Regions from separate parts of the Mus musculus genome. Here regions 2, 3 and 4 are each linked to region 1. A link is a loop called in an ENCODE intact Hi-C map of the cell type or tissue named here. Cell type or tissue: heart. All regions are shown on one strand. Each heading gives the region's core, and the rest is flanking DNA. Links, peaks and the distances in the headings are about the cores only.

Region 1 (6,224 bases), core at 368-5,367:
ATGATTTAATCTAAATTACCATGGGGAACTGGAATTGCTTCTCCACAATAGAGGTAAAAAAAAATAATGTGCAGGAGATTCTTTAGGGTGTCTCTTGGTGGTACCATGTCCTGTGATTAAAGTCAATGGAAAACTACAACAGCCTAATCCAGGCAGGACAACAAAGGGCACAGACCTTTCAGGAATAAAAGGATGGGTCACAACTTCAAGAAAACACTAAAGACCTGAGGTGCTTGTTAAGGGTGGAGAAAATAGAGGATGGGTAGTAGGGAGGTGGTTCTAAACACTAGCTCAGGCCATATGGCCAGTTACAGAAAAGAGGATTATAATCAACAGGAGTGTTTTGTCATAGTTAGTCAAGAATGTGTTCGTACAAATATTTGTGTTTTCTTTCCTTGTTTTTTTTTTTTCAGTCGTGTGTTGTAATATCAATTAAGAGAATATCGGTGGTTTAATATTTAAATTTTGAGATATTAAATGAATGTCCCTCAAGGGACAGTTCCATCTATTCTAAAATTATTAGGGCATTTGCAGTTGTAGATATATGATAGATTGATAGATAGATAATAGGTAAATGATAGAGAGATGATAGATGATTGATAAATGATAGAGATAGATAAATGGATAGATAGATGGTAGATGGATAGATGATAGATGAATAGATGGATAGATAGATGGTAAATGGATAGATGATGGATAGATAGATAGATAGATAGATAGATAGATAGATAGATAATAGATGGTAGACGGATAGATGATAGATGAATAGATAGATAGATAGATAGATAGATAGATAGATAGATAGATAGATAGATAGATAGATGAATAGATGGATAGATAGGTGGTAAATGGATAGATGATAGATGGATAGATGGATAGATAGATAGATAGATAGATAGATAGATAGATAGATAGATAGACAGACATGATAGATTCATTCTGTCAGTTCCACTCACCTACAGAACCATGACCATGCATTAAATCCTAAAGGAGAGCAACCTCTAACAGTTTCTGAAACACCTTCATGTGTGGTGGCACCTACACATTCTGTTTGTTCATTTTCCCTTTGACCTTCCTGCAGGCTGGAGCAATGGCACCATTTTGAACAATGAGATGGAAGTTTATAAGGAATGAGAAAGAGCCTGAGCCTGTCCTCAGTCATGTTGCCATCCTTGCCCCACACTACTTTCTTCTATTTTTCATTTATATGACAATGAAATATACTTCTATCAACAGATACTCTTAGGGGTTTCCTGTCTCCAAACTCTATGCTAGCATTGCTATACCAAAATGCATCTCAATCTGCCATTGCTTTTAAATGAAAAGTCCTAAAATGACTATCAACATCAACTTCACATGAAAAGATGAATCGAGGTATTTAAAGCAACAATGCTCATAAAAATAGAGTTTGTTCAAAGCAAATATGTAACAAACTGATTCCCGAGACAACTGGTGTTGCTCTCAGTTTCTGTCAAATACTGATTTCTTCATCATATTATTCAAAATTCATTTCACAGCAACAAGCTAAGGTGGAACAGAGAAAGAGAAGGCAAGAAAAGGGCTCTACTGTCTCCTACATAAAGATGGTGTGCAGATTCTGTCTTAGTAACAGTGAACAAAATAAGCATTAAGAGTTTAGGGTGGGGCTGCAGCTCATGGTAGGAGTTGGTCTGGTGTGCACAAGGCCCTCCAGTCAATCTTCAGAGCCACACAAAAAAACATAAATGTTTTGTCCTATAACACACTAAATAAATGAATGTGCTGCTTTTAAGTGATTTTTTTAAAGGTGGTAGTTTGACATTATGGTTCGATCTATAGCCTAGAGTGAAATGAAGAAATTTGAATAGTGAGCCATGTTTGAGCAAGGCCAAAGTATTTTCCTTGTATACATAATCCCAGAGAAAGGAATGTAGGAGTCATTTTAATGTTTAATCTCCCTCCCCTACCCCCTCTCTCCTCTGGCTCTCTTTCTCTCTCTCTCTCTCTCTCTCTCTCTCTCTCTCTCTCTCTCTCTCTCTCTCTCTCTCTCTCTCCTATGTGTGTATGTACATATGCATGTGGAGGACACATACCACTACCACTACCACCACCAACAACAACAACAACGACAACAAAGTGGTTGTCTAACAGAGATATTGGGTGTCCTTCCCTTTCGGCTAAGAACATTTTCCTGCTGCTGCTGGGAGGAAGACAGGGCACAGATAGATCTGTGCTTGTCTCCAATGACATTTGCCAAGCATGTGGCACAAGCTATGGTAATCCTGTCTGCAGCTGAGGTGCCAAAGATAATGAATACTTTCTGATTGTCCAGAAAAGTGGGTCCTTAAATCTGTCCTATCCCCACAGAGTTCCCAAAGACTGCTTGAAGATATCACTTGAAGACATGTCTCAATTAACTGCACCTCTAAGCCTGGGAGTTTGAGTACTCTGTTTTCTAATCCCCATATTGCTGAATATATATGAGTTTTGGCTAAGAAGTTCAGGGCAAGATGAAAAACAGCCAAAATTCCCCATTGAGACATATTAAAAATAGTTGTTCTGGGTTACTATTATTTTTGCTGGTGCATAAGCTATGTGGGTATATAAAATACATCTCAAAACTGTAATTATATCTTCGGGGGAAAAACTCTAAATGTGTTTCATGCATATGTATTGAAAGTGAGTTTTAAAAAGTTTTTGTTGGGGTATATATTACTTTTGGTTTATTTAAGTTTATTTTACAGTGCATTAAAATCCAGTAGAAAATTATTAGCTGTAAATGTGCAATAATATTGCATTAACCCAACAAAATATACATTATGTGTATATAATTAGCTGAAAGAGATGTGTTCCCCTTGGTGATTAATGTTCCAAAGCCAAGTTATACTAATCATAAACTTAAATCTAATATATTAAAGAATTAACCTTACTTTCCCTCAGAGAAGTTATGTAGTCTGTGGTGTATTATTTCTCTTAAGAAATCCACCTTGAGGATTGCCTATATTTTAAAATGAGTTATCTTCATCTATTAAAAATAATGGGAGTGCATGTGGTGTGTTGGCTTGTAATGCCAATCTCTGCCACTAGGAGCAGCAGCATCCATTATTTTACATGTGCTGCTGGTGGTTGGGTGTAAAATTTTTGTAGTTTGCATTGTAAGTGAAGAGGTCACTTCTCTTTGAACCTCAGTTCTTTCAGGAAAGATTTGGAGCATAGGGGCTCTAAGGTCATAACCATTAAAGTTTCATGATCTAATAATGGTAGTATTTCAAAGATGAGGCAATGAAGGAAACTTAGTTAAAATCCCAGAAATGACATTAACTTAATTCCATGATGTGCAGCCATAGTCAATTACCCTCTGAATGTCTCAGTCTATTCAGGGTGCTGTCATAAGATATCATAAGCTGGGTGTATAAACAACAGAAATTTATTTCTGAAGGCTCACAGTGAGCTAAGCCCAAGGCATTGGCAGAATCAGTCTCAGGAGAACTGCTTTCTGGGTCTTAGCTGTTTCCTTCTTTCTAGTTATCTCTCTTCTATTAGGGCAATAACACCAATCAATGTTTGCTGTCCTCCTCCTCTGTACCCCTACCCCCTCACTTTCCTCTGTTGTAACATAGGCACCACCCTCCCTCCAGGCCTCCCTTTAATGTGTTCACATCTTCAAAGTACCTGTTTCCAAACAAGATCACAGTCAAGGTGCCAAGTGAGCACTTGATTATAGAGGGGCAATTCAGTCTACTAGGAGGATGGCGATGATGCAAAAGAGGAAGAAGGATGGAAAAAAAAGATGTAGAAAATGAGACCAGTAGCTATTGAGCACATAGAGCAGTTATTGAGCACATAGAGCAGTTATTGAGCACATAGAGCAGTTATTGAGCACATAGAATAGTTATTGAGCACATAGAGTAGTTATTGAGCACATAGAGTAGTTATTGAGCACATAGAGTAGTTATTGAGCACATAGAGCAGTTATTGAGCACATAGAGCAGTTATTGAGCACATAGAGCAGTTATTGAGCACATAGAGTAGTTTTTGAGCCCATAGAATAGTTATTGAGCACATAGAGTATTTATTGAGCACATAGAGCAGTTATTGAGCACATAGAGCAGTTATTGAGCACATAGAGCAGTTATTGAGCACATAGAGTATTTATTGAGCACATAGAGCAGTTATTGAGCACATAGAGTAGTTATTGAGCACATAGAGCAGTTATTGAGCACATAGAGCAGTTATTGAGCACATAGAGTAGTTTTTGAGCCCATAGAATAGTTATTGAGCACATAGAGTATTTATTGAGCACATAGAGCAGTTATTGAGCACATAGAGCAGTTATTGAGCACATAGAGCAGTTATTGAGCACATAGAGCAGTTATTGAGCACATAGAGCAGTTATTGAGCACATAGAGTATTTATTGAGCACATAGAGCAGTTATTGAGCACATAGAGCAGTTATTGAGCACATAGAGTAGTTATTGAGCACAGAGTATACTGCTTCACCATAACCAGTCCCATGGAAAATGTCTCATCTCATTCTCATGCTAACTCGCTTTCTAAGCCACCACTGAGCCCCTGAGAAGCCAAGGCTATTCAATATCTCTGTACTGGCAAAATGAGTATGAGATTCAAATCTGAGATGCCAGACCCTGACCATAGCTCTCTTGCCTTTTATCATCCCATTGTTAAAGAGTCCAATAAGTAAGTCTTTCCGAGTTTATATCTGAAAATTGACAAGCTTGGTTTTGTGCAAGGCAAGCAACTGTATGCAGGCTGGTTTTAGGTAATGAGCAGATGCAGATTACACAGGGTGGGAGGGTGAGGGCAGTGGTATCATCTCCTTACTTTGAAGTCATGTGGGCCAGTGGGAAGCTGCTCCAGAAATAGCACAGAAAGTTCTGAGTGTCCTTCACCATGCTGAGTGCTGACATCTGACATAACTATAATGACATATAAAACTCAAAAGGCTGAAGTAGTACAGTATAGAGGTCTCAGGGGCTTTGACAGGTTCCTGTGTGTGAGTTCATGTGTGTATGCACATGTGTGTGTGCACTTCAAAGTCCACAAAGGGGCTCTGAAATGGTTCATCTGGATTGTCAACTAGTCTGGATTGAGCAATGCTTCTAGGGAAAGAGTCACCCTGAATGAGGACGACACCACCCCATACTGGGGGCTCAGACAGAGTAAGAAAGGAGAGATGGAGAAGCCCACCAGCTCTAGAATCCTCTCTGAGTCCTGGTCACCACCAAGTAGAAACTTTACTCTGTTTTGTTTTGTTTTGTTTTGTTTTGTTTTGTTTTTGTTTTCCCCCCGTCATGATTCCTTGTCCTCACCACAGACCAGCAAAAGAGAGCCATTCATCTTATAGACCAACATCCGTGAAACACTGAGCCAAACTAAACCCTCCTTCCCATAAGTTGCATCTCATAGGGATTTGACACAGTTGAGTCTTTCACATCTAGACTTTAATTTCCCTTGTAGAATTCACTTCATTCTAAAAGAAAAACACCCCTTGGCATCCATTACCCATCAACCCCATAGCACTTTGGCTCCTTCATCAAAACCCCCAGCCTCACCCTTAGCATTAGCAGAGAGCAGAACCTGCTGACATACATTACAATTCCTTTTCCCTCCCAGTGTACCCATACCACAGAGATAGCAATTTTACAGACAGTGAGCACTGAGTTTTTTTTTTTTTAATCCTAAACAAATGTTTGAGAGAAACAAAAGTGAGAAAGCCAGTGAAATATAATAAAGGTGGTTTGCAGATAGGGCAAAGAAATTAAGGAAGGTGATATCCAGGGAGCTGGAGAAGACTCATTGGATCAATGCTTGCTAAACAAGCATGAAGACATGAATTCAATCTGTAGCGCCTGCATACAAAGCCAGGCACTGCAGCATTGACCTGAAATCCCAGCATTCTGGAGGCAGAGACAGAAGAATCCCTGGAGCTTATGGACAACCAGTGTAGCCAAACCAGTGAATTCCACACTTACCTCTATCTCAAACAATCCCTTGATGGTAGTGAGAAGCCGCAGTGGGTAAGGACACTTGCCAGCGAGTTTGACAATCTGAGTTTGATCTCCAGAACCCAAAAAATAGAAGGAGAAAACTGACTACAACAAGTTGTCCTCTGACCTCCACATGTACACTGTACACATGCACACATGTACACTTGCACATATGTATGCACACATACACAAACACACACAAATTTGTAATGGAGAATAATAAGGAAGACACAATAT
Region 2 (6,224 bases), core at 553-5,552, 360 kb after region 1:
TGGTGACAGCTTTACAAAACCAAATGCATGGATAAGCTGGGGTGTGGTGGGACCTCAGAACTGGGTCAAAGGTTACCACACTGCTCCATGGCTATACCCCTGAAATCCAGTCAACCACTCTAAACCTTAGTTTCCACCCCTCCCAAGCCCACTGTGCTCATGGGTATAAAGCTCAAATGTCATACCCACTGTGACAGCTGACATAGTACATACTTAGCAGGGCATCTCAGTGGCATGTGAGTGGTGCATGCCTTTAATCCCTGATCTTGGGAAACAGAGGCAAGTGAATCTCTGTTAGTTCAAGGCCAGCATGCTTTACATAGTGAGCTCTAGGGCAGCCATGGCTACATAGTGAGCCCCTGTCTCAAAAAATTAAAAGAGGGGTGGTGGCAAGTAGGAGATCTCAATCACTTTTAATTCATGCTTAGATCATTCATTCATTCATTCATTCATTTAGAGGTGAGTGGGTTTCTGGTGAACACATGTGTACTACTGTTGCACATGTCACTCTCTCTCTCTCTCTCTCTCTCTCTCTCTCACACACACACACACACACACACACACACACACACACACACATCTGGGATGGTCCGTCAACTCTCTGCTCTTTATAAACTAATACCAATGCTGCGACACTTTGTGCCAATCTCATGGTAAGAGAGACAAGCAGATGTCAGAAGGTTTTAGATCCTTCAATAAAACAAACAAGCACTGCGCTATCAGAAGCCAAGCCTAAGTCTGAGGATCACACATCAAGGGCCACTTCTGAAGTGACAGGTACCCTGAGGCCACACTTTCCTAGACATTTCCCAAGCCAAACCCTGCCAACTCTGCAAGCAGAAACCTCCACACGGCTCTTAGGACCCAGAGAGAGCAGCCATCCTGCTCTGACATCACCAGCTTTGTCTGACAGATGAAATCTTCCTAAGAAGATTTCCTTAGAAGCAAACAGTTGGCTGGGTCTAGAAAAAAAAATTCTATCAAGTGGCAGAGAACAGCCAGGAAGTAGTGGGGGACATAGTCCCCACTGGCCTGTGTTGGGGAGGACTAAAGCAGAGAGAAGAGAATGCAAAGGGAGAACTTCCCACCATACCATCTTCAGGAAGAAGAAAAGAAAATAGAAAAGTATTAACCAAGTCTGGGAAGATGGCTCAGTCAGGAAAGTCTATGCACTCCCTGCAAGCATGCAGTGCCGAGTGTGATCCCTGAGCCCTCTGGGAAACTCCAGGCAATGCTTGTAAGCCCTGGGTTGGAGAGGATAGAATGGGGGAGGGGTGTCCCAGAGCCAGCCAGTCTAACCTATTGGTGACCTCCAAGCCAGTGAGAGACCAGGTCTCAATGGAGGTAGATGGCACAGGAAGTTGTCGTCTGGCTTCACACGCATTCACATGCACACGCACATGTGTTCAGAAAAGAAACATTATCATATCTACAGCCTTACAAACAGATGAGAGGAAAGCTGCACAGAGGAACAGTCTGGAGGAGTGACTGTGTGCGAGGTAGTGACACACACCTCTGACAACGGTGTGATAAAACACAGCTCTGTATGCTGACTAAAAGGTAATGTTAGAGACAGACATCGCTGCTAGTGAGGAACTGAAGTGTCATCCCTGTCTCACTGCTAAGTATCTCTGCCAGGTTGCCAAACTTGCACATGTTCTTCCTGCAGCCCAATTGCCCTAGCCCACCCAAGCTGACAGGCAAAGGACCTGCACACCTTCCCCTCCATGGCAAGGTCTCAAATACTGCCCTCGCCCCCGTCTCTGCACTCACTGACCCTTGGATGAAGAGTACTCAGCTGGTAGAGCAGAGTCCCAAAAACAAGGGAGAAGGTCTGTTCACCGCTAAGCGCTCATCTGTTCACTACTTGTTCGCTGTGAGCTAACGTAAGCTGGAGTCTCCATGGCATCCTTCCTTCCCCTCGAAGTACATCCCATTCCCTATTCTCCGTTCCCCACATCTGACCAGGGCTCTCCGCTGTCTCAGTGCAGAAGCAAGACCCTGTGATCAGATGAAGAGCAAGAGCGGAGGCTCAGCTGGGTTGCCAGCATAAATTCAAAGCTTTGGCCAGGAATAAAAGAAGCAAAGCCTTGTCTTCTCTGAATGTGAACTTGGAAGAAAAGATTTGCTCAGGGGAATCACAGCCATCTATGAACAGAAGGGGAATTACCCATGCCTAAAATCAGACTGTCCTGGACTGAAGATAAGCAGGACAGCAACAAGTACCCCAATAGTTCCCTGGCTAAACAGATAAAAATCCCACTCCTCCTTTTTACAAAGATTACAGTGGGCCCAGCAGCAAAACAGCAAGGCTGCCTTCTAAGTAGCAGCCTGGGGACCCAGACTCGGGCCCTCTTGTGGCTGGGCCACACAGAATCCATGGCTCACAGGTACCCTGCAAGGAAAACAAGAACCAGGAAATGTTCGTTCTCCAGTTGATCTCTCCCCCAGCCTGGACCGCACAGCAGTTCTATTTATACCCCAGTAGCCTGAGCAAGTCACATGGTCCCAAGGAGAAAACTGAAATAGGACTTAGTAAATAAATGTATTGTGTCTGCCTCAGCCAGTTTGATCTAGCTTCCCTGTGGTCTTCATCGAAAATGCTGTTTAAATGGGTTACCAGTCAGATGCCAGGGGTCCTGCTGGATGCTAGGGCTAGAACAGCTAGAATGGTGATGATTGGGGCACGTCTACTGCCATCTGCTGGGCTTGCAGCAGAGCAGACTTGGGGAAAGGGCAAAATGAGAACACAGTCAAGGCAAGTACAGAGAAAGCTGCCCTATCAGGATCAGGATGTAGGATACAAAGGATGCTGAGGACACCTGGGGACCGAACCCAGTTTGTAGAAGAGCAGAGAAGTGGCCCAAGCGAGCCTCAACCTTATAATGCCCCTGCCCCTGCCCCTGCCCCTGCCCCTGCCCCAGCCTGCTAGGTGCTAGAATTACAGGCACCTTCCACCACACCCTCTTCAGATGAGATCTTAAAGGTGAAGAAAATAAGTTACTCTCTCTCTTCATCTCCTCTCTCTGTGTGCATGCCCTTTTTCTCTTTCTTTCTCTCTCTCTCTCTGACCCACTCCCTCCCCCACTTTCCTCATGGCAACTTCCCAACCTCAGTCCTTGGGTCCAGTGAACTCTCCTGGCTGAGAGAAGCTTCCCAATAAACCCGCCTTGTGTGTGTGTGTGTGTGTGTGTGTGTGTGTGTGTGTGTGTGTGTGTGTAAAGTTAACAAGGAAAGATGAGTCAAGGATAGAAGACAGAAAAAAGGAATCAAGTTAGTTGTCAAGTTAGACAGCTTGCCCCAACCCCCATGCAAAGATGTGCTTCTGAAAGATGAAACAAGTTCTAGGTAAGGTGAGAAATGAGGCTGAAGGCAGCAGCAAGAGTTTACTAACACACACATCAGTGGTCTTCAGATGCCTTGAGGTACAGGTGAGTCACTGTAGCCAGAAGAGACTTCGGTACAAGGCTGGCAAACCTTGGTCTCCTCAGTCACATCAGCTGTCTGCTCTCTGAAGTTTGTCGCTCTACCCTCAAGCAGCAGGCTTTTCAAGTAAAACAAAGGCCAGCTTATCTGGTGCTCACAACAGCCCTGATCCCTCCCAAGGTGTGCCCAGCACCAACAGAACAGCCCTGAACCTCTTCCATCAAGACCAGGCGACTCTGGCTTCAGGAAGCTTCTTCCTGCATAAAGGGAGAAACCTAACAGAGACTCAAAATACTGGAGGGCTGAGGAGCTGAAATCAGCCACTATAATTACCAATATTTTTATCTGTTGTCCAAAAGAAGAGCCTTGGATCATCTTCCAAGTGTGTCTCTGTGGAAGTTCGCCTACTCCTTCCTAAGTACTCCAGACTCCCGGTCAGAGGCAGGCCCAGATTCCAGGCCGCCACAAAGACAAAACCAACACTTAGGCATCTGAGCAGCCTCCTCCATCTCTGGTTGGATTTTTTAGACAGAGTCTCAACTATACAACCCAGGTTGGCCTCAAACTCAGGATCCTCCTGCCTCCGCCTCCCAGGTGCTAGGATCACAAGTGTATTACATTATACCCAAATGAGACAAAGAGAATCCCTTATCTGCTATGAGGAAGGAGAAAGCACATGGCTCAGATGAGGAGCTACAAGCAGAAGAGTGCTGGCAACCCAGGAGCAGCACAGCATCTCCAGGGACTAAGATGAGCTGAGGAATCAGTGCTCACTGCTGCTGGCTGCTGAACAGAGGCTGCACTCCTGCATACCTCAGGATCCATGAAGAAAAGGAGGGCAGAGTGCTTGGAACTTCTGCTCTACCAAGACACAGGCCACGATGAGAAGGACACAGAGCTTCTTCTTGCCCTAACCAGGCTCTGCTAAAGTCCCAGAGTAGAGCTCAAGGAGGGCAACTGGTCACACTCCACTGAGAGCCTGAGGCTTAGTGAGGCCCAACAGGAAGTGGTAGATCAGAACTCCTCTGACTTTGTGGCATCAAGTGTCCTCCAAGCCACCAAACTCCAGAATTCAATGTCAAGAAGAAGAAGGATCAAAATCTGAATGCTGCCCACATCTTACATTTCCTGGAAGCCAAAATGGACTGGCCAACTCTAGGGAGATTCGGTGAAACCACAGGAATTACTTAAAAGAGAGAAAGAAGTAAGAGTCTTAGATGTATCCAATGTCTTTGAACTTCAAAACCTCTAGTGAGAAAAAAAATCTGAAGTTTCAGATCTTCAAGAGAGAGGGGAAGGTTTACAAAGAAAATTGTGAGCACGGTTACTGGAAGTCCAAAGGAGGAGGGAGGAGCCATGCAAAACAGCTGTAGTGAGGTGCTAACCTCTGCTGAGCTGCCTTAAAGCCTTGCTCCAGACAGTGCATGACTCTTCCCTGAAGCCTCCCCAGGATCACCACCTCCTTAATCTTTGGCCTGGTCTTGGGATAATGAATGCCTGCTCTCTCTACATCTAAGAAATTTGATGGCTTTGCCACTAAAGCCACTATGCAGTGAAGAAAACAGAACTCCATCTAGAGGAGTAAAGGCCACTGAAGGAGCATCAGGACTTCTTCTTTACCACTGCCAGCTCTATCAAAGGCTCATGGGCATGGAAGGCCAGAAGACAGGACAGAAGAGGAGGCACAGGCTGGCTGCTAAGACAGTGCTCATAAAGCTGTGTAAGAGCCTGCTGCTCTGGGCCCTAAGCTTAGCTTCCCTCAACCCTGAGCATCAAAAGAGAGCCTACCTCCTCTACAGAGCTGAAGTCTTTTGTCTTTCTTTTTGCTTTTTATTTGTCATGCTGGGGATTGAACCTGGGGCTTCAACCACACCAGGCAAGTGCTCTCTCCTGAGCCATGCGCTCCTATTAGACATCTAATCCCTGCCATCAGAGGCCACATTTGGGACTTCTCTATCAGCCTAATCTGGGGCTCCACATTTAACACCCTACACATATTTCACAGGGTACCTAAATTCACTTAGTAGACTGTTGTTGGTATGTGTTTATGGAGCACCAACTGCATGCTGAAGCTGAGGTACTTAACAGACTCATGGCCAGAAAAGCTCTGTCCACATTAACCCCAAGGAGCTCCAGGTCACTGGAGCATAAAATAACACAAAATATCTGTTAGACAGATTGTCACCTTCTTCTAGAGCTAGGCATTGCAATGTCATCCCTCCCCCTCCTCATCCTCCTCTAGGCCCATCTCAAACACTAATGCTGCACAGAATCCATTAGCTGCCACTGCTTGTCATACAATGTACTAAGTCCCCCCGCATCTCACTCTAGAATGCCATCAGTGAGTGTCCCTTCTGTTCTGTCACATGACCCCTTTTCCTTCAGTGAGCTCCGGTTCCCAGAGCACAAGCAGAGGTTATAGGTTTGTAACATGGTTTCCTGCTTCTTCCTTGCTGAGAAATCTAGCAAACCAATTGACTTTGCAAAGCTGTGATCAGTAACCACAGAGCACTGGACCTTCTTTAGGTAACTCTTTGGTGGGCATAAGCCATGGGCATGACATCTCAGCTTACTGCCTGGAGCTATAGGCTAAAGAACACACCAGAGAGTCAGATGCTACATCCCCCATGTGTTCTCCTGCTGGATCACCCTACAACTGCCACAGCCCTCCCTTTATAAATCTGTCACCTATGACAAAATACCTGGGAAGGGCAACTTAAGGAAGGAAGGATTTGTTTTTAGCTCACGGCTCACAGCCCATCATGACAGGGAAGCCATGCAGGAACCTGAGACAGCAT
Region 3 (6,224 bases), core at 545-5,544, 520 kb after region 1:
AACAGTGACAAGGGGTAGACACCCTCAGTGTCCACGGTACTGCCGCTGGGAATGGCCTCTCTCAAGCTGCTTCTCTACCCCACTCTTCTTGGCAAGTATCCCCATCTCTCCAAAGGCTTCTTTAGCCCTACCACACCCATGCACAAAGCTTTCCATCCCTCCAACTCAGGCCACCCTACGGACTCCACCACACAGGTCTGTCCCCTCCTCCCTCCCACTCCTGGCATCGAGGGTGAGGAATGTCTGTGTTAGTGTCAGTATCAGCTGCAGCACCCGATCAAAGGTGTTCACGCTTTCAGGCACTGGGCTGGGGTGACAGTGCACAACCTCAGGGCTTCTGCTAGGATTTCCTGCTCAGGATGCACTCCTGAGAGAGGTGTGATGACTGAAAGCGACAAGAAGGCGGTTAGTGCCCACGGGTGACAAAACAGCCATGTCACTCCCATATGACTCCTTCTATCCTGTGTCACTCCCATATAACCCCCTTCCCTCCTGTGTCACTCCTTCTGACCCCTTCCTTGTCCAGTTGCCATTCGGCCACATCTCACTTCCAGTCTTTGACCTCTCTGTGGTCAGGATCCACACTGCAAGAGCTGAGGGTGCTGCTGAGCACTGAGTGACTCTTAGTCCTCACAGCAGCTATAGGAACCTCATCCTGTGCATTTCAGTGATGGGAAAATTGAGGCACAGAGTTTATAAGCCTCACCCTTCCTCCCATACCTAGAACAGTGCCCACTATGTGACAGACATTTAGTAAACTTTTGGGGAGTGGATGAACAAATTATGAAGAACTGAGGTGTGCCTATATCATATCTGGAAGCTTCCAATTTCTGACAGTCGCTGTCATCCAGGAAACAAGATTCAGAAGGAAAAGCGAGTCTCCAGTGTTAGCAATCTCTGTTGCGGTATCCAGGCACAGTCTGTGTGACTAAGTCACACAGGACTTGGACTGTGACCTGTTTAATGGTCACTGTTCATCCTAAAAAGATCTCATCATTGAACCCTCAGCCAAGCCCTGGGCTAGATGCTGAGCCCTCCCATTGGCTTCCAAGTGCCATAGTGCTTCTTAGTTTCATTTCTCAAACGTCCAGTGTTTGGAATAGTGTTGCTAGGCAATGAGCCAGCCTGCCTCACCTCGACTGAGACTCCCGTCACATGATATCAAGAGAAAAACAGACTGAGGCTTAGTGAGGCAGTGAGCATCGAAGTGAGCAGCGAGGGGCATTGCTCTTGCCCTCTCCTCCATGGCCTGACATCAGAAGTGACAAAGAAATGAGCAACTCGAGTTGCTTGTCTCCCCGCTTTCTCTGAACCCCAGGAAAGAAAAGGAAGGCAGTGGTCAGGACTCAAAAGCCATGTAAGTATCAGTGGCTAAGCAATGATAGCAAGGGAGAAACAGTTTCTAGCTAGCAGTATGTGCCCTTCTAAAGTAGACCAGACTCCCCTCCTCCCCTCCAAAGCCATCACTGTGGGGACAGCCTTACAGGAAGCTATGTGCACATCACCTCTGCCACCCCACCTGACTGTTGAAATAAGGCACCAGCACTCGACACCCACAACTGAGACGCAAAACCCCAAGGTCTTTGCACGGGGAGGGGAGGACAGACAGCAAGGACAGAGGCACAACCTGGTGCTAAAGGACTGTCCACCAACAACAGGGGAAAAGGCTCATTACAGTTCTCAACTCCCAAATACAGAAACTAATTCAAGAGTGGAGAGAGGCAGCAGTTACAAAGGTGGGGGGCACAGCAATGAGTGTCCACCGGGTGGATTCCCACTACATTTGCAGCCTCAAGAAAGACAGATGGCGTCAGGAAGCCTCGTGCTCAGACCACCCGCTCTGGGCTGGTCTGCAGGTGCTCAGCCTTTCACACTTCACAGCGAGGGTGACAGAGCTGAAGAGACAGCAAACACCCACAGGAGTCATGAGCAGTCCCTAGAGTCTCATCATTTCCAATAGGTCCGTTCTTTTCTTAAGCTTTCCAGCAGCTATTCAGCACCCCTGTCCACCACAAGGATACTTACTGGGCACAAAGAGCCTGTTGTCCCTGGTATAACCACAGTCAGGCTTTGCCGAAGGCATTCTCATGCCAGGCAGGGAGATCCAGGGTCTCCTGGCACGGCCACATATCCCCTTGGGGTTGAAATCACCCCAACTGAGAAGATTAAGCGTCTAGAGAGGATTAAGGGTACACATCCAGGAAAGGGGGCTTCAGAGGCTTGTAATTGTAGGGATGCCATCATAAAACAAAAACCATGTCCACCCATTTGGAGGCCTAGACACTGTGTTTGGAATCAGTAAATGAATCCTTTAAGGGTGCTAACAGTCTCACCTACAAGTTACTGAACACTTAACACGTGTAACTCTGAGATACATTTTTCCAATCTGTCTTTTCAAATTGTAAGGTACAACTCTTCTGAGTATGTTTCTTGTATATATGCGTTTAACCTTCACAAACCCACCAGAGGAGCAAGCACCATTGCTAGCCCAACACCAACACAAACCTTGGTTTGAAGCTAGTGAGCTTCACCAGAGTGGCCCCTGGTGGTGAGGGTGCTGCAGTGCCACTTCCAGCCATCAACAGGGAAAGAGTGGCCCCTGGTGGTGAGGGTGCTGCAGTGCCACTTCCAGCCATCAACAGGGAAAGAGTGGCCCCTGGTGGTGAGGGTGCTGCAGTGCCACTTACAGCCATCAACAGGGAAAGAGTGGCCCCTGGTGGTGAGGGTGCTGCAGTGCCACTTCCAGCCATCAACAGGGAAAGAGTGGCCCCTGGTGGTGAGGGTGCTGCAGTGCCACTTACAGCCATCAACAGGGAAAGAGTGGCCCCTGGTGGTGAGGGTGCTGCAGTGCCACTTACAGCCATCAACAGGGAAAGAGTGGCCCCTGGTGGTGAGGGTGCTGCAGTGCCACTTACAGCCATCAACAGGGAAAGAGTGGCCCCTGGTGGTGAGGGTGCTGCAGTGCCACTTCCAGCCATCAACAGGGAAAGAGTGGCCCCTGGTGGTGAGGGTGCTGCAGTGCCACTTACAGCCATCAACAGGGAAAGAGTGGCCCCTGGTGGTGAGGGTGCTGCAGTGCCACTTACAGCCATCAACAGGGAAAGAGTGGCCCCTGGTGGTGAGGGTGCTGCAGTGCCACTTCCAGCCATCAATAGGGAAAGAGGTGCTTTCTTAAACACAGCTCACATCACATATTCCAACAAAAACATTAATTCAAATGTACAGACACTCGGCTGTTAAACAGGAGGTGAATGAAGTAAAGCTGACATAAACATAAAGAAATGTCTACTAAGTAGTGGGAAAGCATCCAGTCTGGGTGGCTTTTCCCACAGGCAGACAGCCAGTCACAACCCTAAGTGCCTGCTAGTGAGGTACCAACATTCAGAGTGCTTTCCACATACTGAGCATCCCCTGTTAGACCTTACTTTCTGTGTGTGTGCACACATATGAGTTCAGTGTGCAGTGTGTGTATATGTGTGTGTGTTCATGCATACAGTGACTACTCTAAACTCACTGGCATTCACAGGATTCACAGGGCATACTGAGTGGCCGTCATTATCTGTCTGTGCTGAGGTCAGCACTGCTGGCCACTCAACAAGAAGATATGACTGTGGCACTTGCCTTTTACAAAGAAAGGTGACATTTCAAAACCCTGCAAACTCAGCCCAGACCATCAGAGTTCTGCTGCCTTCCAGGCTGGTGACCACATTCACTTATGTGAACCAAGGTGTGAAGAGCTGGAGACTTGGCTGGGACTGCAGCTCAGTTGTTGGGTGTTTCCTTGCATGCGCCAGTCTCAGCACTGGGAACATTATTTATATAAGCTGTAGGCCAAGGCCAAGGCTGCTTATCCACACTGCCCTATCAAGGTCTCTTATATCAACGACTGCTACCCACTGAGCACACAAGACTGTAGCAGGGGATGAAGACATCTTTCTTTGACATCACAGCAACTACCAAGAGCAAACAAGTCACCACAGGCACACAGACTCAACAGGTGGCTCCATCCCGCTGACAATGAGAACACGAGGATCAGGAAAGTTGCAGGGAATCCCGGCTGGAACAACCAAGAAGTGGAGCTGTTAAGGGTCAGCCAGGCCAGAGACAATGCTCACAAGCACACAGGAAAAGAAGCATTTGCCAAGGCTTCCCAGTGTCAATCCTCTGTTACATCAGACTAATCCTGTAGGGCTACACAGACAGCCCTTCCTATCCCTCTCACAGATAAAGCAGGGGTGGGTGGAGGCACCCACATTTCTGAAAGAGGCATGGTCCTTATCTTGCAGGAGCAGAGTGGACAAGAAAAGCCTTCCCACATGAAATCACCCCTGAAAACAAAGGCTAACCCACCCACCCATTCACAAACAACTGTTCTGCACAGCCCATATAACTACCAGACACCCAGAGTCAAATGGCCCACCAATGTGGGCCTTTCCTTCAGAAGGTTGGCTGGGAATTCCTGATAGGTCTCAAGCCAAAGATGACCAGAAACAACTAGGATTAATTTCTAAAAAAAAGAGATGAATGAAAATAAAACGGGCTGAGTCCCTGCTGCAGGCACAGCTCAGAGGTATCACAAGAATGTCCTCATGGGAAAGGAACTGACCAAGCTGGTGGCTTTGTCAGGGATGGAAATGGCTTGGGAGGCTCAGAGGCAAGATCCATGGCAGCCCCCAGAGAACCAATTCACCTGCTCCATACCCCACACTGGAGAGAGGCTGAGAAGGGCTCTGGGAACCATGCCTGGCCACTAGGAGAAGGTGACAGACAAGTCGTCCTCACATAGACCTAAGTATCTGTTCAGCCCTGCACAGCAACAGAACTCACACTAGCAGTTCCTGCTCTGCAGCCAGAGGACTGTGGGAAACCTCAGCTCATAGGGAACATGGCTCTGGAGAGTGTTCACGTAAACAGAAAGGTCCAGGCTTGGAGATCTAGGAGATCCGTGTGGAAGTTTCTATGTCACCTCAGATAACTAATGCATTTCCAAGCAGAAATGGCATCCTGGGGTGATGTTAAAGGGGCCTGGAACTTCTCTGGATAAAGTTACTCTCCATCTGACATCACCACTATGGGCTCAAGGTTTGTTGTACTTTGGTGTTTGAAGGAAATGTTAATTTTTACCCAAAGGCTGATGAGGAAAAAAGGCATAATTTTTACACTATCCAAGTGTTGATCTCTGAATGTGATATGGAAACAGAAAGCCTGCCCTCTGCCCCTCTCCTTCCTGCCATTAGGGGTAGGAACGAAATGGCCAGAGCTCAGAAAGCAAAGACAACAGCTAGTCAGGAAAAGGAAGAGCCCTGGCCTCTGATGACCATGGAGTCTCATGCTAGCCCACTCTGCCAACCCCAGTCAGGGCACCGGCCCCAATCCCAACTGACCTAGTCATTGAACATCTATCTTGTTAAACAATTGCTGGTGTGGGTGTGGGTGTGGGTGCGGGCCATCACACACACACTCTTCATTGCCGTGTCCCTAATACTTCCCTCTGAAGCTGGAAATGATTTGCACCACCTGTCATTAGAATATGTCATCAGCAAAACTGATTTGTCCAGAGTCACAAGGAAAGTCAGAAGACAGCCTTACTCTGGCTGCACACAGAAGGTAGCTTAGAAACCGCAAGGCACAGAAGGTTCCTTGCATCCTTTAGCAGATTCACCCCCATGCACCACAATCCGGCCATAGTCTGGAAGCTTACAGCGATACCACGATCAGGTGCACAGAAAGCAAACACTCACTAACTTCATGCTCACTTCAAAGCCCACACCTGCACAGGATAAGCACAGGTGCCCTGCTGGCACACATGCCAGCCTCTGAGAGTACTTACGGACTGTCATGGACTCAGGCACTGAGGCAGAAGGTAGCAAGCTGCTCAGAGGACTTCCTTGGCCTGGAGAACTGGCTTCCCTACTGGGAGGAAGTAGACAGAAGGAAGTTACACTCATCCCAAAATGCAACTTCAGTGTTCACAACACTCTCAGGCAAAACGTTTCCCCAGGAATCTACTGGAAAAACAATGAAGCTGCTCAGCAGATGTCTGAAATTTACTGGTAACTCCAAAACCAATCCAAACACCCTCTGGAAGCCGCTCACTCACGAGGGAAGAGTTAGTCACTCAGTGGGCATGTGTGCAGCTGGGTCAGACAGGAAACCACTGCCTTCCTCTTCCAACTCGTGTACACACGCGTGAACACACGTCCTTTCAGTAGTCTACTTTGTCA
Region 4 (6,224 bases), core at 426-5,425, 470 kb after region 1:
CAGCAGTTTGTGCCTCTGCTAGGAGAAGTGGTCAGATACACAGTGCACTGAGCCCCCATCTCTGAGGATGACAGGGGCAGAACTCAGCCAACTCCCTGAAGGACTCAACAGGCTGTGTACGCCTGGATGGTGGGAGGGGCATTAAGCTAAAGGATTAGCTTGGCTGGGAGTCTCACAAACCTGTGTAGATGCCAGCCATTGCTGGGAGCCAAGGAAGCCCTTTGTTAGTCAGGTGTCCTCTACCTGCAGTTCATTCTAGAGCTGCCCTGCGGAACATAAGCTATGAATCTCATTCTCCACTCTAACCACTCTCCACCAGCAGCAACTTGAGTGCACAGGCAAAGGAGCTATCCATCCCAAGGCCATAACAAGCCAACAATAAGAATACTATCACAATTGCAAGAGTGTCAGGAATCAGCAAAGCCAGGCCCATCTTCCCCCTATGTCCCCAATACAAATGAGGGAAACAGAAACAAAGACCCCCAAGCTCACACAGCAGGCGGTGAGGGAGTACACACTGCCTTCCCTCCATGTTCTTCCACCTTGCTGCCCACAGCCAACACACAGCTGGGCACAGTGTACATTTAAGAGGAGTCTGCAGTACCACCAAGGGACATAAAAATACTCCAGCAGAACATCTGGGAGGTCACATCTCTGGCACGAGGACAAGCAGTCCACTGAGGTGGCTCTCACTTGTACATCAGAGAACTCACATTTAACACGGACTGAGAGCAGTACCACAGGTACCACCATTCTCAGCCCAGAGAGTGAAGCACCAGGGCCAATCCTGGAGGCTTCTCAGAGGTGGTGTGATATTACAGCTGGCTCTTGAAAGACAGTCACGACCTACTCTCAGAACAAGGAGAAAGGACACATACAGCTAACCAGAGACGACTGACGGCGTTTTGGAGAACAGCCCTGGGTGCTGCTGCTTCTTCACCAGATACAGGCCAGAGAGCAGTGAAGCCTTGAGACAAGGGATACAGTCAGTGACAGGAGTCAGACCCTGGATCTTCACTTCCTAGCTCACACAATGAGCAAGTCTGGTAAGCTGCTTACTTTTCTCATCACTGTGACTAAAGAACAGACAAAGGCAATTTAAGGGAGGCAGGGTTTATGTGAGAGAACACAGACTGTCCTGACAGAAAAGGCCTGGCCAGCCCTGGCCAGCAGTGGCTCCTCAGCAGCAAAAGAAGTTAAGGGAGACCTGGGGGTGTGACTCGGGTACAGGGCTTGCCTAGCATGCATAAGGTCCCAGGTTCCATCCCAACACCAGAGCACCTGAGTATAACCCGCTCATGTCCTCATCCTAAACCTACCTGTGATTTCACACTGCTGTGTGAGGTCAGTTATAAATGCACTACTTACTTCCTGCCCTAAAACACCAGGAAGCCTCTTTGCTTCCTGCCTAATGGCTTTCTCCACAAAGCAGAAGAGATCAGACACCAAATAGGGCAGTCTAAAGGCCATTAGCACCCAAGTGACAATAGTCAATAGAAGACAAACAAAGTGATGGATTCCTGTCCTGCTGACTATCCCAAAGCACCCCATCCACCCACCAAGTCCACTCTCCCTCTCCCACCCCCCACCTGTCCACTCTAGCTCCCAAGTAAGGAGAACAGACTGAAATAGGGTTTACCTGCACAGCCCACCTAGAGGGCCACCCCACAACACTTAAAGGCCTCTGGGTTTTACCCACATTATCAGCTCTGGGGCCTGAGAAAGCCACAAGCAAACTTCTAACTCCCAGAGGGGCCTCCGCACGGGCTCTGCTCCTTTGTGGACTAGGTAGAGAGTGACTTCTGGAAGAAACTGATCACCTGGGCAGGTAGTCAATGATCACAAAGGCCTGAGTCAGCCTGCCTCAAAGACTGGCAGCTTTCTCTAACTAGCATGGGAGACAGCCAGGCTGTCCCTACACACAGGGATCCCAGCCAGGACCTGTGCTACATCTTGCTTCCCTGAGCTTCTTGATAACGCTGGAGGCCTGAAGAAACAGGGAGGGAAAGTGAGGCAATGGGACCATAGGGTTGCATGGGAATGAAGCAGGTCACCTCACAGAGGGGCCCCCTCACCACAGCACAGTCACCAGGATAGGTGATCCAGGACTGGTAATACTCCAGCAGGGGAGACTGGAGCAGTGGTTCTTAACCTTCCTAATGTTGCAAGCCCGGCTTGTACAGTAAGTACTTTTACCCACTAAACCATTTGACAACTTTCTTTTTTTTTTTTCTTTTTATTCTTCTTCTTTTCTATTCTTTTTTTTTTCCTTTGTCCTTTTTCCTTCTTATTTGTGGGGTCAGGGAGGGACAGAGTCTCCCACTGAGTCCAGAGTACATCAGTGCATCCAGACTTGCTGGCCAGTCCCAGGGATCCCCCTGTCTCTGCATCTCAGCTCTATTACAGATGGGTACTATATCCAGATTTCTATGTGGATACTTCATGTGTATGCAGCACGTACTCTGCTGCCGACCTGTCCCCGCATCCCCACCCCACCCAAGTCCTCGGCTTTTCTAATGAGCATCTCACTGCCCAGGAATGGGGCTGACCACCCACGCGAACAGATGTCCGGGTCTGTGGCTGAGGCAGGTCTCCTTCACCTGCTAATAACCATGTCCTGGGTTCACCTCATCCCTGTGCTTTCAGGGACACATTTTCTGGCTCTTAGCCGGAGCTGCCCCCTAGTGGCAGGCTAAGCTGTATTTCCATGCACAGACAGCCACAAAATTACACTATTACAATCCTTGAACCAAACACATTCCCTCCAGAGATTCAGTTCTCGCTTCTGATTAGCATAGTGCAACAAGCCGCAATCAGCCAGGGCAGGGATGGAAGTGGAGAGTGGGCTCAACAGGAGCTGGACTAGGAGAGACTGAGGGCAGGGCATGCAGCACAGAGAACGTATGAGGTAGGGTGGGCACAAGCCTCACTCAAGCGACACTCATGAGCTCCCCATGTGCTTGCCTGGGACATGCTCGGCTCTGGGTTCACACCCCGAGGATAAAGAAATAGCGACCAGGAACTAGCTAGGAGCTTTTTTGGTTGCTTTGTTTTTAAACCAGATAAACAGGACATGAAGTTAGCTATAACCACAGTAAGTGCTGCTGTCATGATTAGAATCTGCAGGTCTCCACGGCCTCTCTTTGTTTTGATTACATTTTCCCCAGCCTGTGGTGCAAGGTAGAAATGCTGGGAACTTGAAAGCTGGAGGATCTAGCTGGCAGCAGAGGCCCAAAGGGGGGCAGGTCCAGGTGCTGTCCACACTTCCTGGACCCTGACTTACCCGCTGCCATGCACATCCAGTCTTACCCTGTCTGCCATGATGCCTGGGACCCTCCAAACCCAGGGACTAGAGCACACCTGCTGTTTCCCTGGTCAGCAAGGAGAAAAATATCTGATACAACTGTAAAGAAAAGTCTGCTAGAACCAACTCTGCTCTGTTTTGGGACTTTGTGTGAACCAGAAAGCCACTTCCCATTTCAGAAGGAATAGGACAGCTGGCTCTAACAAAGCCACCCAGACCTGGAAGATCTCTCTTCATCCTCAGAAGCAAATGTGGAAGGGTTTCCCTCCCTTTGTGAGCAATTATACAGTAAGCACACTGTCAAATTTTCTATTAAAAATACTGAATTCTGGTGCTTTTTGAATTGTTATAAGGGGAAGCAGAGAAGAAGGGATCTCCAATTATTTATGTCAAAATCTGCAAAAATAAGAAATATTTTTATATCTAATTGTGTGTGACACTTTGCTAGAACATTCCCTAGTAAGAGCTCTCCTGGCAGCTCAAGCTTTTAGCTGGAGGAAGGAAGCCATGGCCACCAATCAAAGCTGAGGAGGCAGGAGGACAAGACGGCAACAGTCAGACAGCTCGCCTTCTGTCTGTCTCTCGGTCACACTGCCTGACTACATGAAACCACATTAAAACAATTGCAAAGCCACATTTAAACGTTCATTGTAAAGACTGAGAGCAAAATGCGACCCGCAGGAAGGAGCCTTGGGACTGCTGCGCTGCCATAGGGTAGGAGACTATGGAAACAGAGAGCGAGCAGAGAGGAGCTACAAAGGAGGCTCAGGAAGAACACACTCCAGCCTCAAAGATGAAGTCAGCAGCCTCTTTCAAAGTCGTCGTCCTTGACAGCAAACAGCCTTAAACATTCTAAGAAAGCACTGTACCATTGGCCTCCATTTTCACCCCACTCATTAGGGTCTTCCTTAAACCCTGACTAGTTTTCATATGTAACTGTGCTAGCAGGATGGCTCAGTAGGTTAGGATACTTGTCACCAAGCCTGATGACCTGAGCCAGAGCCTTGGGGTGCACATGGTAGAAGAAAAAAACTGATTCCAAGAAGTTATCCTCTGATCTCTACATTTGCACCACACATGCATGCACCACCATACATGTATGAACCACACATGCATGCACCACCATACACGTATGCACCACATATGCACGTATGACATGTACACCTGCAAATAAATAAGTATAATAAAACATTTCTCATTCAGCAAGGCTTGTTGGTACACACCTTTAATCCCAGTACTCAGCAGGCAGAGGCAGCCACATCTCTGTGAGTTCAAAGACAATTTGGTCTACATGATGACTTTCAGGACAACCAGAGCTATTTAATGAAACCATGTCTCAAAATTCATGTATCACCAATAATTTAAAGGCAACAACTTTGGTTGTTCTTTAGGTTCGAACCTGCAGAGTTCCCCACAAGCTCATGTTCTGAATTTTTATTTCCAGCTGGTGGTGCTGTTTTGGGAAAGCTATGGAATCTTTAAGAGGAAGAGCCAGGATGCTGGAAGGGAACTTTCAGGGGCAGCCTCTGAAAGTTCGAGCCCAGTTGTTCTCTGCTTCTTGGCCGCTGCCACAGGCTTTGCTGAGCAGACAGAGCTGGTTTGCCACTCCTCTCTGCCACACAACAATTCCCCGAACCTAAATACGCCTTTCTGCTTTTAAGCTCTCTGTCAGGGATTTGGCTAAAGAAATGCAAAAATAACTAATGTGGTTCTCTAGCCCTGCCCCCCCCCCAAAAAAAACAAAAACAAACAAAAAGCAGGCAAAGTCAGAGCAATGGCAAGTTAGGTAAAGGCAGTTACAACAGACAGGGTCACAGAGGTTTGGTTGGCCAGCTCATCTGAATGTGCTTGAGACAGTCCTCAACAAAAAGTCAAGCAGGAGGAAAAAATATTAAATTCTGGGGGCTAGGGATATACCTCCTTAGAAGAGAGCAGGCCCTAGTTTCAATACCAAGCATCCAGTACTCTCCAGGTATAAGAGAGAAAGAGAGAAAGATGAGAGGAGAGGAGAGGAGAGGAGAGGAGAGGAGAGGAGAGGAGAGGAGAGGAGAGGAGAGGAGAGGAGAGGAGAGGAGAGGAGAGGAGAGGAGAGGAGAGGAGAGGAGAGGAGAGGAGAGGGAGGAGAGGGAGGAGAGGGAAGAGGGAGAGGGAGAGGGAGAGGGAGAGGGAGAGGGAGAGGGAGAGGGAGAGGAGCCAAGTAGCTAGGTAGCCAAGAAAAGTCATCTTGGCCTGGGTCACGCTCCTCTAGAAGCCAAAGTCACATGCCCATTAGTAAGGAGGGAAATTGTCTGCCCTGCAGCATCCTCCATCCAACCTTTCCAATCACATCTCTTATGTGGCAGGTAATTCCTCCTGTAGATAAAGGAATCAAGATAAATTAGCCTCAATTTACACAAATTAACACAAATCACAGGCTGAGGCCCAGCCAGTGACCCAGGAAACAGCTACTTCTTCACAGCCTGGGGCCTCCTGACACTGTGACCTTAGCAATTACAAGGGAACAACTATGGCAGAAGATGTGCTCACTCATCAGCCACCATTTTGGCCATAACACCGTGCCACAGGGTCTGTGCGTCTAACGTTGTAGCACTGACTCCTGTGCTAAGACCTGACACTTCACAGCCCTAGGTAGCAAAGGCCTGAGGTACCTATGGATACACTCTGCCACCAGTGCAGACCTGGGCAAGAGCTGGCCCCTTATTTCCAGCCCTATACAAACACTTCACTCACATCTTGATCATAGGCATCTAACACAGACAACAGATCTTTTGGGGAGATAGAGCCTAATTCAAGAGCCACACAACCCAAATCAGGATTAAGCTGTTGGTTCTACCCCTATCCTCTGGAATGCTTCAATCCTGTTTAAAGTTAGGACTCTCCAGTGGGAGTCACTCACCCTCCTACTCCATCTCCACTTCCA

The links. Peaks named below come from ENCODE experiments on the same cell type or tissue, not always from the same donor. Only the 100,000 strongest peaks of a DNase experiment are listed, where the experiment ranks them.
Region 2: it touches region 1 in a loop (3-fold over the local background); 4 of 42 quality-filtered maps call a loop at or near these places.
Region 3: a loop joins it to region 1, with 9 times the contacts of the local background. A loop is called at or near these places in 8 of 42 quality-filtered maps.
Region 4: it touches region 1 in a loop (2.7-fold over the local background); 8 of 42 quality-filtered maps call a loop at or near these places.

Annotation. Positions count from the first base shown.
Region 1 is chr16:11,937,517-11,943,740 of GRCm38, reverse strand. No RefSeq gene overlaps it. Among named protein-coding and RNA genes, the nearest start is that of Cpped1, 31 kb to the right of the region's middle. In heart, for the core only: a CTCF peak has its summit at 3,060; no DNase peak of the experiment used is centred there.
Region 2 is chr16:11,576,235-11,582,458 of GRCm38, reverse strand. All of the region lies in intron 15 of Snx29 (sorting nexin 29), which reads right to left. Among named protein-coding and RNA genes, the nearest start is that of Gm32100, 4.4 kb to the left of the region's middle. In heart, for the core only: a CTCF peak has its summit at 2,690 (motif pointing left); a DNase peak (open chromatin) is centred at 2,638; H3K27ac peaks cover 2,555 bases.
Region 3 is chr16:11,420,390-11,426,613 of GRCm38, reverse strand. It overlaps Snx29 (sorting nexin 29), which reads right to left. Exons shown (of 21, transcript NM_028964.4): 11 at 5,831-5,910. Among named protein-coding and RNA genes, the nearest start is that of Snx29, 100 kb to the right of the region's middle. In heart, for the core only: CTCF peaks have their summits at 2,514 (motif pointing left), 2,842 (motif pointing left) and 3,163; no DNase peak of the experiment used is centred there; H3K27ac peaks cover 1,610 bases.
Region 4 is chr16:11,465,399-11,471,622 of GRCm38, reverse strand. All of the region lies in intron 13 of Snx29 (sorting nexin 29), which reads right to left. Among named protein-coding and RNA genes, the nearest start is that of Gm32100, 120 kb to the left of the region's middle. In heart, for the core only: a CTCF peak has its summit at 2,698 (motif pointing left); a DNase peak (open chromatin) is centred at 2,632; H3K27ac peaks cover 473 bases.